Regions from separate parts of the Homo sapiens genome. Here region 2 is linked to region 1. The links are chromatin loops, found by intact Hi-C in ENCODE. Cell type or tissue: PC-9. All regions are shown on one strand. Links, peaks and the distances in the headings refer to the core of each region. The heading gives the core; the rest is flanking DNA.

Region 1 (8,341 bases), core at 26-8,025:
TACCTCTGCTGGAAATCCTTGAGAAGCTCCTCCTTATGGACAGGATAAATCTCAAACTTAGAAGCCTGGTACACAAGGCCCTGCCAGACCCAGCCTCTCCCCTCTATCCCCCCGTCAGCCACACACAGCGCCCCAGTGGCTGTCCCAAGTCAGTCTGCCCTTGCCATTAAGCCGGTGTCCCCAGCCTCTCAGCCATAAGTGCCCTTTCCCCTCTTCTGCCACAGTCCCCAGCCAACAATGAAACCCCCATCAAGTGGCACCAACAATTTTGATACTTTACATCCATTATATGGTTTAATCCTGAGAACACCTCTTCATGTGGACAGTGTTAGGATTATCTGTTTTACAGAGAAGAGAATGAAACAAGAAAAGATGCAAGCAACTCCCCTAAGGTCCTACAGGCAGGCAGTGCAGAGGCTCACCCAGCTGCAGGCTCTCCCAGCCCCTGAAGCCAGCTCCTGAGGGTTCAGCTCCAGAAGTGCTCATTCAGAGGACTCTCCACCAACCCCCACCAAGGGGACCCTCAAGCCCTCAGCCCCCATCAGACTCACTCTCCCTTCTCTCTTGCACTTTTCACATTGCATGCTTTGTTTTGCTTTTATCCTTTTTCTTGTTTTCACCCTTGCTGCTTTACTGCACACACACACACATGCATACCCATACGTGCACGTGCATGCACACACACACACATACCCATGTAGATGTGAGCTTCTCGAGTGCAAGAACTGGATTGTATTTAGCTTTACGTCACCTGTGCCTAGAACAGCTTCTGGAATGTAGTAAGTGTATAGTTATGTTACATGGATGGAGAAAGGCTTCCAAAAAATAGTAAGGACTGATTGGGAAACACTAATCCATATTCCACACACACTTGTCTTTCGCATTTATGTAATTTCAACATTCAGTTATCAGGAGGCAGCACATTTTATTGGTCAAATACATGGGTCCCCGAGCCAGTTTGCTTGAGCTTCAGTACTAATCTTCTAGCTCTTGATTTTTCTCATTTGTAAATGGAGTCCTGGGGTATCTATATTTCATGTGGTTATTGGAAGAAATGAATGAATTCATTGGTGCAAAGCACTTAACCAAGTGCCCAGCACACACTGTGGTTCAGCAGCTGTTATGATTGAAGTAGTATCATGTGTACCTTTGATTTACTTGAATCTATCTACACACAATCAAAAGGTGTGAAAGGAAAGGGAAAACAACTGCCATCCCTCACCCCCGCCTCCGGCCCTGCCCTCCGTCCCTCACCTCCGACCCTGCCGTCCGTCCCCCACCCCAGCCTCCGACCCTGCCCGCCAGCCCTCACCCCCGCCTCCGACCCTGCCCTCCGTCCCTCACCTCCGCCTCCGACCCTGACCTCCGTCCCTCACCCCCGCCTCCGGCCCTGCCCGCCAGCCCTCACCCCCGCCTCCGACCCTGCCATCCGTCCCTCACCTCCGCCTCCGACCCTGACCTCCGTCCCTCACCCCCGCCTCCGGCCCTGACCTCCGTCCCTCACCTCCGCCTCCGACCCTGACCTCCGTCCCTCACCCCCGCCTCCGGCCCTGACCTCCGTCCCTCACCTCCGCCTCCGACCCTGCCCTCCGTCCCTCACCTCCGCCTCCGGCCCTGCCCGCCGTCCCCCACCCCCGCCTCCGACCCTGCCCTCCGTCCCCCACCCCAGCCTCCGACCCTGCCCGCCAGCCCTCACCCCCGCCTCCGACCCTGCCCTCCGTCCCTCACCCCCGCCTCCGACCCTGCCCTCCGTCCCTCACCTCCGCCTCCGACCCTGCCCTCCGTCCCTCACCTCCGCCTCCGGCCCTGCCCTCCGTCCCTCACCTCCGCCTCCGGCCCTGCCCGCCGTCCCCCACCCCCGCCTCCGGCCCTGCCCGCCAGCCCTCACCCCCTTCTCCGACCCTGCCCTCCGTCCCTCACCTCCGCCTCCGACCCTGCCCGCCCGCCCTCACCCTCGCCTTTGACCCTGCCCGCCAGCTCTCCTGCTGCCGTGTGCCGTGCTTGTGCTGGGACAGTTTTCCGAGATGTGGCAGCCAGCACAAACCAGCTGCTCGATCTGGTACTCAAGCAAAAAAAGAAAGAAAGAAAGAAAAATATTATTCCCAACTTAGAGGAAAACTGGGGCTCATGTCAGGTTCCCGCGTGACACCTTCCTGTGGGGTTTTAAAGGATGATTTTGACCATATGTGCATGTCGTCTTACACGTTGTCTTTTTGAGCCCTTTCACATGACTGTTGAAGGTAGCAGTGATCTAGTGGTGTGATCTCAAGAGTGGTGCTCACCATTTTGGTTAAAATATAAGAATATGTGGTGTTGAATGGATTGAGGCAGCACTCGGTGTCCCTTGCCTATTCATAGGGTTTGTTTTTTGTTTTTTTGTTTGTTTCTTTTTATGACCAGCCTGAATTTCTCTTCATCAGTGCAGTGGTCCTCTGGGGCTGTCTGTATTTGAGTCACTCTCTGAGGGCCTGGGAGTGTGCAGAGAGAGCATGTTTGAGACTGGCAGCTGCACCAGCAGCAACAGGAAGGGCCTATAACGGTCATGACTAATACTCCGTGCTGATCGCATTGTTGGACAAAAAGTATTTCCAGTGAATGTTGTCACAAGTTTAAATAAAAGGCTTTACTTTGTGTTTGCTTTTTGTTTAGGTAACTACTCCAGACCCCCAGCGTATAGTGGGGTGCCCAGTGCAAGCTACAGCGGCCCAGGGCCCGGTATGGGTATCAGTGCCAACAACCAGATGCATGGACAAGGGCCAAGCCAGCCATGTGGTGCTGTGCCCCTGGGACGAATGCCATCAGCTGGGATGCAGAACAGACCATTTCCTGGAAATATGAGCAGCATGACCCCCAGTTCTCCTGGCATGTCTCAGCAGGGAGGGCCAGGAATGGGGCCGCCAATGCCAACTGTGAACCGTAAGGCACAGGAGGCAGCCGCAGCAGTGATGCAGGCTGCTGCGAACTCAGCACAAAGCAGGTACGCCACCCAGGAGCACGCCCCGGGCAGGTACGCTGTGTGTCTACCCGTGACCACGTGACTGCGCACATAGCTGCATTGTTCCCTGGGGTCACACAGAGCAGTAGAATGTCACTGTGCTTGGCCGTTCTTTTTGTGTTAAATATATTCTGTAGCATCGAGGTCAGAGAACTAAGTGACAAACCATGTTTTATGATACATGAGGAAGGAATGTGAGCGGTGAGCACATCAGTCGTGGGAGGTGATTTGAAATGCCTGTGAATAGTCATTGCAGCAGCAAACCAGATCTGGTTGCACAGGGAAGTGTCTGCGTGGTACCAATTGAAGCAGTGACTTTTAAGCAGGAAATACGCTTAGGAACGATTTAAAATCTAAAACATTCAAAAGGAACACACTCCCCACCTTTTTTTCACCCTACCACAAGAATCTTCCTAAAATACAAACTTCGTATGTATACATACGTGTATTGTGTGTTTGTCTAAATGTATATGTGTGAGATTTATATACTTGACATTCTTATGTTATATTTTATTTTTCCAGGCATATCTATCTGTCCAAACCAAAATGTGGTTTAAAAAGCAAATATAATATTTTAGAAAGTTTGAGTTGATAAAAGGCTTTAGCTACAATTACTTACTCATTTTTAATCCCGACTTAAAAATTAATTTTGAAGTAAATACTTGACCTGGATAAAAATAACATAATTAAAAATTTATAAGGCAAAGGTGAATATGTTTTAAAAGCACATGTAAATATGTTTTAAAGCAACATACTTTGAAAGATGTGTATCTTAATGATATCTTCAGAAGCAAAGTAGAAGATTCCGATTTTTGTCAAAGGGAAGCAAAAGCTAAGGTGTGTGTGCGTGTGTGCATGTGTGTGCGTGTGTTTTTAAATGTGTCTTTTGTTACTTTTCCTCTGAAGCTGCTATCTGGGGAATGTGGGACCCCTCCAGTCTTATTGTTTTTTCCAAATAATAATAAATTTCCCTTGAGGAAATAAAATGAAAATCAATCATTATCTTTCTTTCTGTCTCCACATTACAATTACTTAAAATCTTCTGAACTCCAGCAGTCTAGCCCTCTGCCGAACCTACACAGGCTTTAGGGAATATTTTTGTAAACCTGTCTGTGAAAACTGGTTTGGCTGTTGAAATTGAAGTTCTAATTCAAGTTTAAATGAATTGTCCATTGTTGCAACTCATAAAGCGCAAGTTATTTTCTTTTTTTAAGTAGAAAGTATTTGATTGCATTTGGCACGCAGCCTTTGGAGGGACCTCAGAAGATAGCCACAGAGAGCCAGGCCTGATTTTGTGTGGTTACAAAGCTACGCGTGCCCCCTCTCTGAGTCAGTGTTTATGTCATCCTGTAGCAATCAATATATAAATACACATCCATGCATTGCCATTTTCCGTTTCTAATGCGTAGACCATTCCAAAGCCTTGCCTTCAACTTACTGCCCATTTTAGCTCACCAGGAGTTTAAATGGGGGCTGTATATCTTCTTGTTTGCTTTTACCAAAGTCAAAGCTATACTTTAAAATGGTAAATGGAGATTAGAATTGAGAATATTACTTTTCTCTGCCTGTCCCCACCCTTTCGTTGGAGGCATTTTCTGTACCCCCCACCCCTCAGGCAGCGGCAGGATGCAGGGTATTCAACTTGCCTCCATGGTCTGTAAGCCCCGCACCTATGTGTGGGGGTGACAGATATACAGGGCTCATGCTTGTGCATCAGAACAAATCCCAAGAAGCTGTTCTTCTGTTCCACTTTAGGCCACCATACATTAGGTCGCCTGCTTATCCCAGCCAGTCTGGGGCTGGCGGACGCCCCATGTTTTCTTCCCAGCACCCCAACTATGGCAACTCTCAGGCTCCCATGGTGCACCAGCCTGACCAGTACGGGTAGGTAGCAACACACCCCGACTTGCTGCGGGACCTGGGCGTTTTCTCTGAAACTGTTAACGATCGTGCCGTCTGGCCGCGAAAGGAACACCCAAACCAAGAAAGCGAAACACCTAACAGAAAATCCATCTCCAAGGGGGTTGTCCTTCTGTCCATTTTTGTTGGTGTGTTTGTTTCGTTTTCCTTTCGTATTAACAGTACTGTGGCCGTTCGGTGGAAACCCGCATGCGTCCTCAGGCCCTGTCTGTGCATGGCTTTCGGCATGGCTGCTTTCCTTCATGCCTGAGAGGGAAATAGAAACTTTGATCTGTGTCGAAGACATGATGTCACCACCTCTGGCGTCATTTCCCCCATTGTTGTCATTGTTTTGTCTAGGAACCTGTGTTGTGCAGCGCTGTTCTCATGACTATATTATCACTCCTGCTGCTACAGTGAGCGGCTGCCATACCCACCCCCAAATTAAGAGCACAGCATCTCATTTGACAAGAGACTCACTGCAGTTGAGCTGACAGGCTATTCATAGGACTTAGGAGGAGTTTCATTATATCACCACCAAGCAAATGTCTGTGCCAAAAACTTCTATTATTTTTTCTCCAGCGAGTATCAGAATATTGAAGTCACCAGGAAAATACAACAAAATAATCCAACAGATAATTTTCTGTCTAAACACAGTGTTGCCATATTATTCTCAATTTCAACACAGGAATTACATACAGCAACAAAAAGTATCTCTTCTTTCCTACTACAAAACTGTGTAATATCAGGTTCTGTCACCATGTTTAGGTTAGTAAATGCTCTTAAAGTCTATTACTATTGAGTGAATTGCTAAAAAAAATAATTATTGCTATCATCCTGGGCAGACTTAATCATGTTTGGTAGTTAGTTTTAGTAGAGACATGCCCCATCTTTGGTTAAAATCAAACAGGGAACTATCACCTAGCTTTGTTTAAACAGTAAACTTATAGAACTATGCTTTCACTACTGGTTATGAATGCCTGACAGAGCTTTTTAGTAGTTTTATATTCAGTTTACATTTATTTAGACAGAACAAATGATAATTTTGGAATCGAGAGTTCTAAAGTCTGTAAACATGGCCCTAAATGTGGACCAACAAATATAGAATCCTGTAAACATCATCCCCAAAGTGAAATAACAAATATAGAATGAGGTAAACATGGTTATTCTTGGGAAATTGGCTTTTCCTCTTTCTTACTTTCTTGTGGTACCTTCAAGGTCAATTCATGAGTCAGTAGGAAGATAACAGTCGGAGGAAGCAAGCATTCATCATCTGCAGCTAATCCATAGGATCTGTCCTTTTACCAACTCCAGAGGCCTCTTTAGACCCACAAAGCTAGTTTGACTGTGCCTTGCCAAACCACATTAAGCAGCTGTGTAAAATGAATTTAAATGGCATGCATCAGAGTGAAATCTCTTCCACTGGGGCAGAAAATCGATGTTAGCTAACCAGCACGAGGAGATCAAATCTGTATTTCAGCCAGCAGCATCCAGATAGCTTCCTTAGAGTACAACACCTCCTCCTTAATTAAAAATAAGAAAAAGAAAAATGTTGGCGTTATTCTATGTAAATCTTATAAAGCACACTTGGCAAGGGCTCATATTCATAGCCCCATGACTGTTAGCTGTGAATTTTAACTTTTATGTCTACACTATTCTTTCTAAAAAAAGAAAGAAGTTAAGTTTTATTTCTATTTTAAATCTTCCTTCTGTTCACTTCGCAATGCACATAACCTGTGTTGTGCCTTTTTTAAAAGCAGAAGCTTGAATCTGAGAAAACATGTGTATGACATGTTTTAGTGCTCTGGGTTGAGAAATCTGATTTTCAACATGCTTTTGCTTTACTTATTTAACAGCTTGTTGCAGCAAACTCGTGGTTTTGCTTTGATTTTTGTTCCCCCATTGATGGCTCTGTTAGGTTGAAGTTAGGTTGGCGATTAGAAAAGCTAGTTTGCTAAATGTTAGTTTCTCTTTGGGAGAGGAAGAAATGGCATAGTGTGGGATTCACAGAGCTTGTCAGAATGACTTCTTTCTCAAGGCACAATCCCAAAGGACCTAGAGCCCATGGAAGAATCTGAAAAGGACAAATTAATGATGAAGGTGGAGCGTGAGTGAGTGTGTGTCTGCAATTAGATAAAAACAGAATGCTCATTGTAAAAATGAAGGATTGGGGCAATTATGCTTCAGATTTTCTCAGCTGGTCAAGTATAAGATAGTAGAGAGAAAAAACATGCAAGTTTAACTGGTTAGAAACTGTTTTATTAATTTCTTTGAGAGTGACAATATGAAGGTAAAATCGACCTGCTGCATTGAATAAATTAAGAAACATAGATTAATTTTTTTTCTTTTTCACCTTTTGAGTAAATTCCTCATTTTGATCATCAGAGGATTTACAATAGAATCTGGTGAATCTTCTTGTTCACGTACTAGATTCACTGTGCAGTAATATCCAGTCATTTGAAGTTAATGGTTTATAAGTAATATCTGTACAGAACCCTCCTCCTTCTACACACTGATACCCTTTTTATCTGAAAATGCATTGTTGTGTACAGTTTTAAAGCATTGCTAGTTAAGGAATTTACTTTTGAAGATATAAGAAACAGAGAGTTGGAAATACTAGCTGATCTTACTAAAAGCCTACTTCAGGAATGGCAAATTAGTTCCATCCATCTGTAGATCAGTTCTCGTGGCTCTCTGTAGCATCATTTTGGAGGATTCTGAGCCATTACCTGAGCATAGGTGAGCCAAAGTTTGCCAGAAGCTTAGGAAGAACTTTGGCCTACCACTTCCTAAAGAGCATAGCTGTGGATCCCAGGCTAAACACAGGCTTTAATATAGCTCACTACAACCTCAAATTCCTGGGCTCAAGCAATTCTCCCACCTCAGCCTCCCAAGTAGTTGGTACTACAGGCACGTGCCACCATACCTGGCTGATTTTATCTTTACTTTTTTGTAGAGACAGAGTCTCACTATGTTGCCCAGGCTGGTCATGAACTCCTAGCCTCAAGCAATCCTCTCTTCTCAGCCTCCCAAAGTGCTGGGATTACAGGCGTGAGCCACCACTCCTGACCTTGTAACATTTTTTAAATGACTGAATCCATTATGTTTAAAGGCTGTGCGTGCAGATGTGCACAGGTAGAATAACTTTCCCCCATTCATTCCATGTGTCTTACGTCCTTTTATTAGTCCTAGATGGTACCTGGTGATGTCCAGCAATTGACAGCTCTTCAAAATACAACTGATTGTGGATTTGGAAATTTCAGCATTATCCAGAATTTTTTCTTGGAAATGAGCTCTAGGAGGAAGCATGATTTCACTGAATTTACAGAAGATCTCACAAGCCCTGGATCTTTAAGCCAGGGTAGATGGACAAACAGATTTTAATTCCTTAAGGCCTGCTACCCTAGCACCTCACATATATAAATTTTGATCAAGTCTTGAGTGACT
Region 2 (8,341 bases), core at 167-8,166, 87 kb before region 1:
ATATGTGGTTAATAAGACATAGAAGAGGGAAAATACCACGTGGTCTGGGGTGATCAGGCATTGAAGGAGATTTGACTTAGCTCTTTGCAGAGGAGGGTAGCCTCACAGACAGGCAGGAATGAATAGGCAGATCTAGCTGGGGCTGCGGATTTTGGTAGGAAAGATTTGGAGGCCCCAAAACACCTTGCCTAGATGTTTCAATGAGATGAGTTATAGCCAAAGGTACTTCAGCTTGGAAATTGTGTTTTTGTTTTTTTTTTTTGATAAAAATATATTCATTTATCGACAGTGTGTGGTATCTGTTGGCATGAGAAAAGATTTAAGAGACGATATATTGATTAGTTGTGTATCTTTAGAATCAAATGAGAAAATGTGAAAGTGCTTGGAAAATAGTAAATTGATGTATAAATGAAAGTTTTACATTATCATGTGTAACAGTTTGTTATATAATAGAGTTGTGTGATGTCAGGAATAAAAGAAGCTGGTGAAATTACTCCATTCGCTAGAAAATGGTTTACAGAATCAGCTAAGCCCTTGCTTTTTAGAGAGATAAAGTTACTTATCGTGTTTTCCTTTCTTACCTGAAATCTTCATTACATAGTGAATTGTTTGTAAATATTTGATAGTATACTGCAGAATATGAGGTTAAAAGAGTCTGATTCATGTAATGGAAATTAATCTATTGGTAAGTCAAATAAATGTTTATTCTTATATTTTACCAAAAGGTTTCTGAGATTAGAGTATTGACAAAGAGGTTCTGAGACTAGTTTACTCAACATTTATTAATTGTTTTCAGTGGGCCAGGCCCTGTGGAAAGCTCTGGGGTTAAACAATGATTAGCAAGATACAAGTGACCCTAAATTTCCTTAGCACGCCCCTTCTACTGCCTGGGAGACCTGGTGGGCTCTAAAGCTCCTGCCTGGCCTGGGAAACATTTTGTGAGGGAGAGAGAGCAAGCTTTCCTGAATATGAGTGATTATGCTTTTGTCTGTGCATTTCAGAATTTACAAAATGCTTTCTAGGAGTTTAAATGAGATAGAATGCATTTTGTTTTAGAACAAGGAGGGGAAAAATTTATTTCACTGCTTGTTGCTTAATCAGCATCTACGCTGCCACTTCACATCAGCTTCTGTCCTTTCCAAGTGAATTAGTTCTTGTGGGCAGCGTGTCAAGAGGAAGTGTATTGTTCCTGGCAGGGCACTTGAATTTCTAATTACCAGATTCCTGACTTAATTGCAATTACCTGGACACCGAGGCAGGGTGAACTTTTGGAAAAGAATGTAATTAGTGAAACAGGAACTTTACTGCCAACTCCCTGTCTAGATACCAGTACTAAAGAGACCGCTGATAAGTCCACATCTGGGAAAACAATCCATCAGTCGATAAAAACAGTTCTTAAGGTAAATTATATAGCATAGCGCCTCTCAGCTCTGAATTCAGAAACCAATACGATGGTAAAGCAGAGAGTGTTCAATTTTTACATTGTAATAGGGTATAGTAGACATGTGCGCAACTTTTTAAGATTAATTATCTGGAACAAAAATAATTATTAATAATTATTTGCAAAGTAGTCTCTGTTTGTATGCAAACACGAACATTACATACTTTGATTAATAAATGTAAAATCCCAAGGTCTAGTGCCATAGAAGAATAAATAATTTTCCAATATCACTTGTTTCACTAGTAGTTTTTCTTAAATAATACTTTTCAATAACAACAATTTCACACACAACCACAAAGTTTCAATCTGGTTAACATATAGATTTAAACTTATTTTGAAAGCATTTTAATATATGTGAAGCAAAATCTGAACTTTTTTTTTTTTTTTTTTTTTTTTTTACTATTCTTTCATTGTCTCATCACATTCAAGAGCCCGACCATGCTGTCTTGGCACAGATTCACAATCCTGAGATGGTAATAAATATCTGCTGATGGTTTACTTTACACATTTTTGATTCAGTCCTTAACCCCCTGCTATTTTTTCCTTCTCAGCTTCTCTGAGCTGTCCTTCCTTTCCATCTCAACAAATTCCTTGTCCACACCAAGGTTAATTTTGCCCCATCTGTGGTTAGTTAACTCACAAATGATCTTTTACAGCTTCTTCCCCCTGGAGCTGCTGGTGTTTTTTATTTTCAGCCTTTAAAAAAATGTTACAGAGTGGAGTGCTCTGCCCACTCCCCACCCCACAACCTGCTGTGGCACCTCTGGATGGGCAGAGGGTCTTGTGTGGTCTGTCTCACCTCCTGTGGACTCGTGACTCAGGCTGTCCCCTCAACTGATCAACCAAGACAATCTTTTTTTCCTGTCAAAGTTTAATTCCTTCTAATTCTTTAATTGTAATATATCCTATTTGTGTCTTTCTTATACATTTTATCATATATTTATTTTTACTGCATTAAATTGAGAGCCTGGCTGCATTTGAATTTACATTTGTTAGCTGTTTGCATAATGGCAATTATAATAGTAAAATTTTAAATGGGAGCAATAATAGTAAATATCTCAAAGCGGTGAAGATAGAGTTACATTACTTATCTGCAGCACTTAGAATGGTACGGAGCACATGGAAGTGCTCCACATGTCAACCCTGCAAGGTATGGCAGGTGATGTCCCATTTCATAGAGAATGGAACAGAAGAACCAAGAGGTGAGGTCACCTGCTTGACATCTCGCAGTTGTGGGGAGGAGTTCGGGCAGTGGGCGTGGGTATTTTAACTCCTGGTTATTATTGCCTTTACCATCTCAGGGTTGTCAGATTTAGAAAAAAAAAAAAAGATTGCCCAGTTATAGTTGAATTTCACATAAGCAATGAATAAAATTTTAGTATAAGTCCAAATATTACATGGCACATACACTTAAAACTTGTTATTTCTCTGAAATTTAACTGAGTTCCCATATTTTATCTGATAACTCTAATCCATCCAAAGTGCCTACTCTGTGCCATTCCTTAAATAATATACCAGAAATAAAAAAGATAGCTGATTCCACCCTTTGTGTATTTTTTCACAGCATAAAAAAGCCTGTTTTTGTTTTTCAGACAACCCAATTAAGAACAATTAAACTGAAATGTCTGTGCCATGTTTTTTCCAAACGTGCATCGTGTGGTAGGAGGAAAGTATTTTTATGGAAGAGTCACCATGGTAAATTTTTCCAGCAGCTAATAACCACTGAGTTTGCAGTGGGAAAAGCGAGACAGCAAAAATGAAAGGAGCTAAAGACAGCCCATGCGTGCTGTCACTGCTGTCACTTTTTGGAGATAATAAAATGTTTGACAAAGCAGTCATGATAAGCCGAATCTACTTTCCCAAGTACATAGCTACAACATTAGATTCTTTTGCTTTCTCTTGCTATTGTATGTTCCCCTGTTTCTGTTTCTCCTTTTGTTTTGTTGTTTTTTTTTTTTAGAGACAGAGCCTCCCTCTGTCACCCAGGCTGGAGTACAGTGGCGCCATAGCTCACTGCAGCCTCCAACTGCTGGGCTCAAGCAGTCTTCCAGCCTCAGCCTCCCAAGTACTTGGGACCACAGGCACACACCACCATGCCCAGCTAATTTTTTTCATTTTTTGTAGAGACGGGGTCTCACTGCATTGCCCAGGCTGGTCTTGAATTCCTAGCTTCAAGCAATCCTCTCACCTTGGCCTCCCAAAAGTGTTGGGATTACAAGTGTGAGCCACCGAACATGGCTTGTTTCTCCTTTTGTTAATTGCTGTAGACACGAGTTTGATTTTTAAATTTTCCCTTGTATATTCATAGAAGGTATGAGGACAGGGTACCATAAGAAACTGATGACGGTGGTCCGATGAGCACTCGCTACTTGCCTTCCTCCTGTGATGTTTGTTGTTTCATACAAAGTGTCTGTTAATCTGGTATGTTTTAAAATATATATATATATATTTTTTTTTTTTTTGAGATGGAGTTTTGTTTTTGTTGCCCAAGCTGGAATGCAATGACGCGATCTCAGCTCACTGCAACCCCTGCCTCCTGGGTTCAAGCTATTCTCCTGCCTCAGCCTCCCGAGCAGCTGGGATTATAGGTGCGCACCAGCACACCTGCCTAATTTTTTGTATTTTTAGTAGAAATGGGATTTCACCATGTTAGCTAGGCTGGTCTCGGACTCCTGACCTCAGGTGATCCACCCGCCTCAGCCTCCCAAAGTGCTGGGATTACAGCCGTGAGCCACCGTGCCCAGCCTAAAATATATTTTAAAGAAATAAGTTACATTTCAGAATGAGAATGGATGGGTCCTACTGACCATCCTCATCTTGGATTTGAAGAATGTAGAGAATCTTTAATGTGGTGGCTTTTCCCTTTTTTTTTTTCTTTTAAACATTTTTGAATCTTAGATTACTATCAAGTTCCAAGGGAGAGAGGACAGTTTCCAGGACAGGTGAATGAGCCACCAGCCATTTTTTCATGCCAGTGTGAAATGTTGAGTAAGGGAAGAAGGGGTGGCAGCTGGGGGGCTAACATTTACTGAGCAGCAAGCAAATACCAGGTGCTTTGCATTTCTTTTAACACACCACCTTAAGAGGCAGGTGCTCTCATGCCCCTTTGACAAAGGAGGAAACAGCCTCACAGGTTAGGTAGCTGATACTGTGAGGCATGCGGCTAATAAAAAGCCAGTGCCTTTTCCACACCAAGATGCTTATCATTAGGGGCCCTTTCCTCCTCTGTTAGATTTTTTTTTAGATAGTTGTGCTATTACTTGACTTGCCTATAGAATGTGAGTTTAATTCTATTATACCATAAGAATTGAGTGTGGAAGAATAGTATGTTAACTTCTCAGGCACATGTGAGTTACCAACATAAAATGTGTGTAAAATATAAAACTCATACGAAATGTACTTCTAATGAGTCAGACTTCTCAATTTTATTGTTATGTATGGAATGACTGCCAGTGGGTAAACCTGACAATCTAGTCCTTGTACAATATGCAAATGGCTAGTGTGTTATCTGGGAGGGTTTTAGTTTTTCATGACTTATCACAGGGTGACATTCCTTTAGCAAATGTCTTTAAGACCAAGATCTGGTTCTCTGTTTTACAAGGCTCAGAAACCAATGTTACCAGGAGAATACTGAGAGCTAGATGACCCATCTCAGATGAAGACTCATGGACCACACTGGTTGGCACCGCAGTGCTCTACCTGCAGGCTGACCTCTGTAGGGAGAGGCCAGTCTGTGAGGGGGGCATCAGAACATGGGGTGGTTAAATAATTGGAAGGTTTGTGGCATCCGACTAGGCTAGCCGGAAACCTGCATCTCCACAGTAGGAATCCCATTCTGGTTGTGCAGTCATCTCTGATATTCATTGGCCTGGATTCCCTACCCTGTTGTCATCTTTGTCTTGCAGCACCTCTGAGATTTTTCCCTGGCTGATCAGCCCCTCGTTTGACTGATACAGTTTTTCCTGAGCCATCTGAGTATATCTGGTCTGACGATAGGTACTGCCTATTTAGGAGTTGGCCTTGCTCTTTAAGGTAACTTTGCATGTATCTGCTGAACAGGAATACTTGTTTTTCATGAGACTCTAAAGCTCCTTTCTCCAGAACGCATGTTTAGCTATGTGTGTTCGTAATATTAAAGAGCAAAATAAAACACTCAGAGGCTATGCTCAGTTTTTATGATGATACGGAAACATTCTTCTTAGTGTTTCTTCGATGGTTTGAGTGTATTGTTGTTCCCAGTGAACAGTGAAGACTTGATTTGTTTAATTTTTACTCTTCTAATGCTTCTTATTCATGAGCACTTATAACCCAATCCAAAGTCTGTCAAGTGGAGAACGCACAACCCTGGCTTTCTGGATTCGCCGAGAACACTTCCAAATGCACCTTTAGCTGCTGCACCTGACGAGTGTCATGCCCCACTGTCCCCACATCCTCTCCTGACCAGCTGAGTGGATTACACTTTAGAGCTTCGGCCCTGGTGGATCCAGCTTCTAACCCCAGGCTCCGGCCTCTGCCTGATACTGCGTGCACCCCAGCCACAACCTTGGCCTGCCCCCTGCCCTTCAGCCCCGGCTCTCACTTTCTCTCCCTCTTTTTTTGATTACTACTCCCTTTCCTTCCTCTTCAGGACAAATAAGCAGTAGAGGAAGTTACTGTCTTTTGTTGTTTTATTAGGAACTGACTATAATTCTAAAAGACACTCCATTTTCAAGTCCAAATGGCTCAACCCATTCTCTACTGGAGTAGTTTGTTTAACAAAAATTATTATTTGCAAATAGTTATTTTTATAGATATGAAAGTAAGGAAGTAGTGTTTAAGTTAAAAGAGTATTAAAGCAGCATTTTATCATATTTGGGGAAATTCACCTCTCCACGTCCCTATCTAACCCATACATAACTGTGCTAGTCAAAGTCATGAAGAATATAAGTTAAAAGAAGTTCAAAGTAATGAAAACTTGAAGGAAAATCTGAGAGACAAATGAAAAATGCTTTCAAATGTGATACTACTGAAGATAGTAAGGTAAAATTGCCTCTCTTTTTTTAAGCTGAAACTACTTTGGCTCTGGGTATTAACTGGTTCTGTACCATAATCGGGATATATCATTCCATATGTGTATGCCTGTGAATTCGTTAATATAAATGATGATGATATTGTGGTTTATACTTTTATTTTAAATTAAAAAACCGTCTCTAATTGATGAAAGGTGCCTTTATGGTACAGTTACTTTCAAATACATCAAGCACTGCTTGGGTTGACCCTTGACTTCATGGGCATGTTGGTCTTTGACCCAGAACTGGTAAATGAACCCTGCAGGGAAATCATTAGAGAATTGGAACAATTGTGGTAGTGGGATCAGGGGTCAAACCATTACCTACCCATAGAAACTTCCGTTTCAGTTGGACTTCTTGCTTTTCTGAGAGCAGGTCATATTTTCAGGGAGAATACCAAAGAAGAATTTAGCGTACATTAGTGCTGACCTATCAGGAGAAATAAGACCGTAAGGATTTGGATGATGGCTGGTTTATATTCTCTAATGCCATGACAAATGACTATGCTGTCATTGTGTAGAAGTCCATTTTTTAATGTAAGTATTGTGGAGGTGTAACATAAATACAGGGACATGCACAAATTTAAATGTACAACTTGATACATTTTCTCAAAATGAACACACTTGTGTAATCAGTACTTGGTTCAGAAACACCACCAGGACCCCAAAAGCCCTCTTATGCCTCTTTTGAATCATTATCCATCCATCCCCAACCCCTACCACACTGTCTGAATAAAAGTCAGTTAAATTTCCAGTCCCCGATGGTCACTAATGGTAAGCCATTTGTTTAGTCTCCCCACAGAAAACAATCTTATTTCTTCACATGAAAATGTGAGAGGGTTTGTGTGAAGAAAACACAAAACTTATTCAAGGAGTTTCTGTCAATATCAGTTTTTACTGTTTCATATAGTAACTAAAAGAAATTTTAGACAAGATGGATGTCATGGAAGAGAATATTCTTTGCTTTCAAAATCAGTTACTCAAGAGTTACCCTTTAAAAATTACAGAAAGGAAGAAAAGGTGTAGTTCAATTCTTTTCCATTTTGGTTTTACTATTCTTCCTTCTGTAATAACTGTTTTCTGAGGACTGTATATAATCTCAGAATTTTAAATGGTCTCCTGACAATTAAATATAAAATATAATGCACAATTAGTTTTAAAGTATCTTCCATTAAATATATAAATATCTCAATGAAGAAAGTTTTAATTTTAATGACATTTTTGGGCCAAAACACTGTCTTGCTTGTATGATGATATTATAGCCTTTAACGGATAGCTTATGTCTGAGTTCATGGTGGTCTTTTGTTCCAAAGAATAGAATCATTTAGTCCCTTCGTTAGGATACTGGGAGTGGTGTTTTGCCATTTTCTGTTCCAGTGGAAGATCTGGGAGGTAATTATTGCAGTGGGAGAGATTTCATTTTCCATCAAAGCAAAAATAATACTTGTTTTGCTAGGAGAGGAAGGAGATGCACTTGAATTATTAAATGATTTTAATTTCAGAAAAACCGTGAACCTCCTGGAAAACACTGATAGAGTACAGTTTTTTAAAATTTCTTTCTCTGGCTTGTTTTTTTTTCCTTTGGTGTGGGAGTAGAAAGGAGAAAAACATGTATTAGAGGAGTGGACTTTAGAACACTGAAAATGGGCTTTGAAGACAGAGAGCTGGATTGAAATCATGGCCCAACCACCTCACCCTCTGAATCTGTTTCCTGTGTATGAAATGCAGTTGTCTCTACTTACTGAGTGGGCTGTCAGGATAAAAAAAACAAGAAGTGCTATCATTTATTCTCACTGTTTGCCAAGCAGATTCCAAGACTTTCTTCTGTCTCATTATAAACAAAGATTTTAGCA

The links. Hi-C counts contacts between places; a loop is a spot of excess contacts. Peaks named below come from ENCODE experiments on the same cell type or tissue, not always from the same donor. Only the 100,000 strongest peaks of a DNase experiment are listed, where the experiment ranks them.
Region 2: a loop joins it to region 1, with 2.4 times the contacts of the local background. A loop is called at or near these places in 2 of 110 quality-filtered maps.

Annotation. Positions count from the first base shown.
Region 1 is chr6:157,145,975-157,154,315 of GRCh38, forward strand. ARID1B (AT-rich interaction domain 1B) reads left to right here. Exons shown (of 20, transcript NM_001374828.1): 8 at 2,650-2,977. Among named protein-coding and RNA genes, the nearest start is that of TMEM242, 170 kb to the right of the region's middle. RefSeq lists enhancers at 1-603, 4,332-4,832. In PC-9, for the core only: no CTCF peak of the experiment used is centred there; a DNase peak (open chromatin) is centred at 3,197.
Region 2 is chr6:157,058,818-157,067,158 of GRCh38, forward strand. The region is part of intron 4 of ARID1B (AT-rich interaction domain 1B); the gene reads left to right. Among named protein-coding and RNA genes, the nearest start is that of TMEM242, 260 kb to the right of the region's middle. In PC-9, for the core only: no CTCF peak of the experiment used is centred there; DNase peaks (open chromatin) are centred at 4,544 and 4,924; H3K4me3 peaks cover 553 bases; H3K27ac peaks cover 2,293 bases.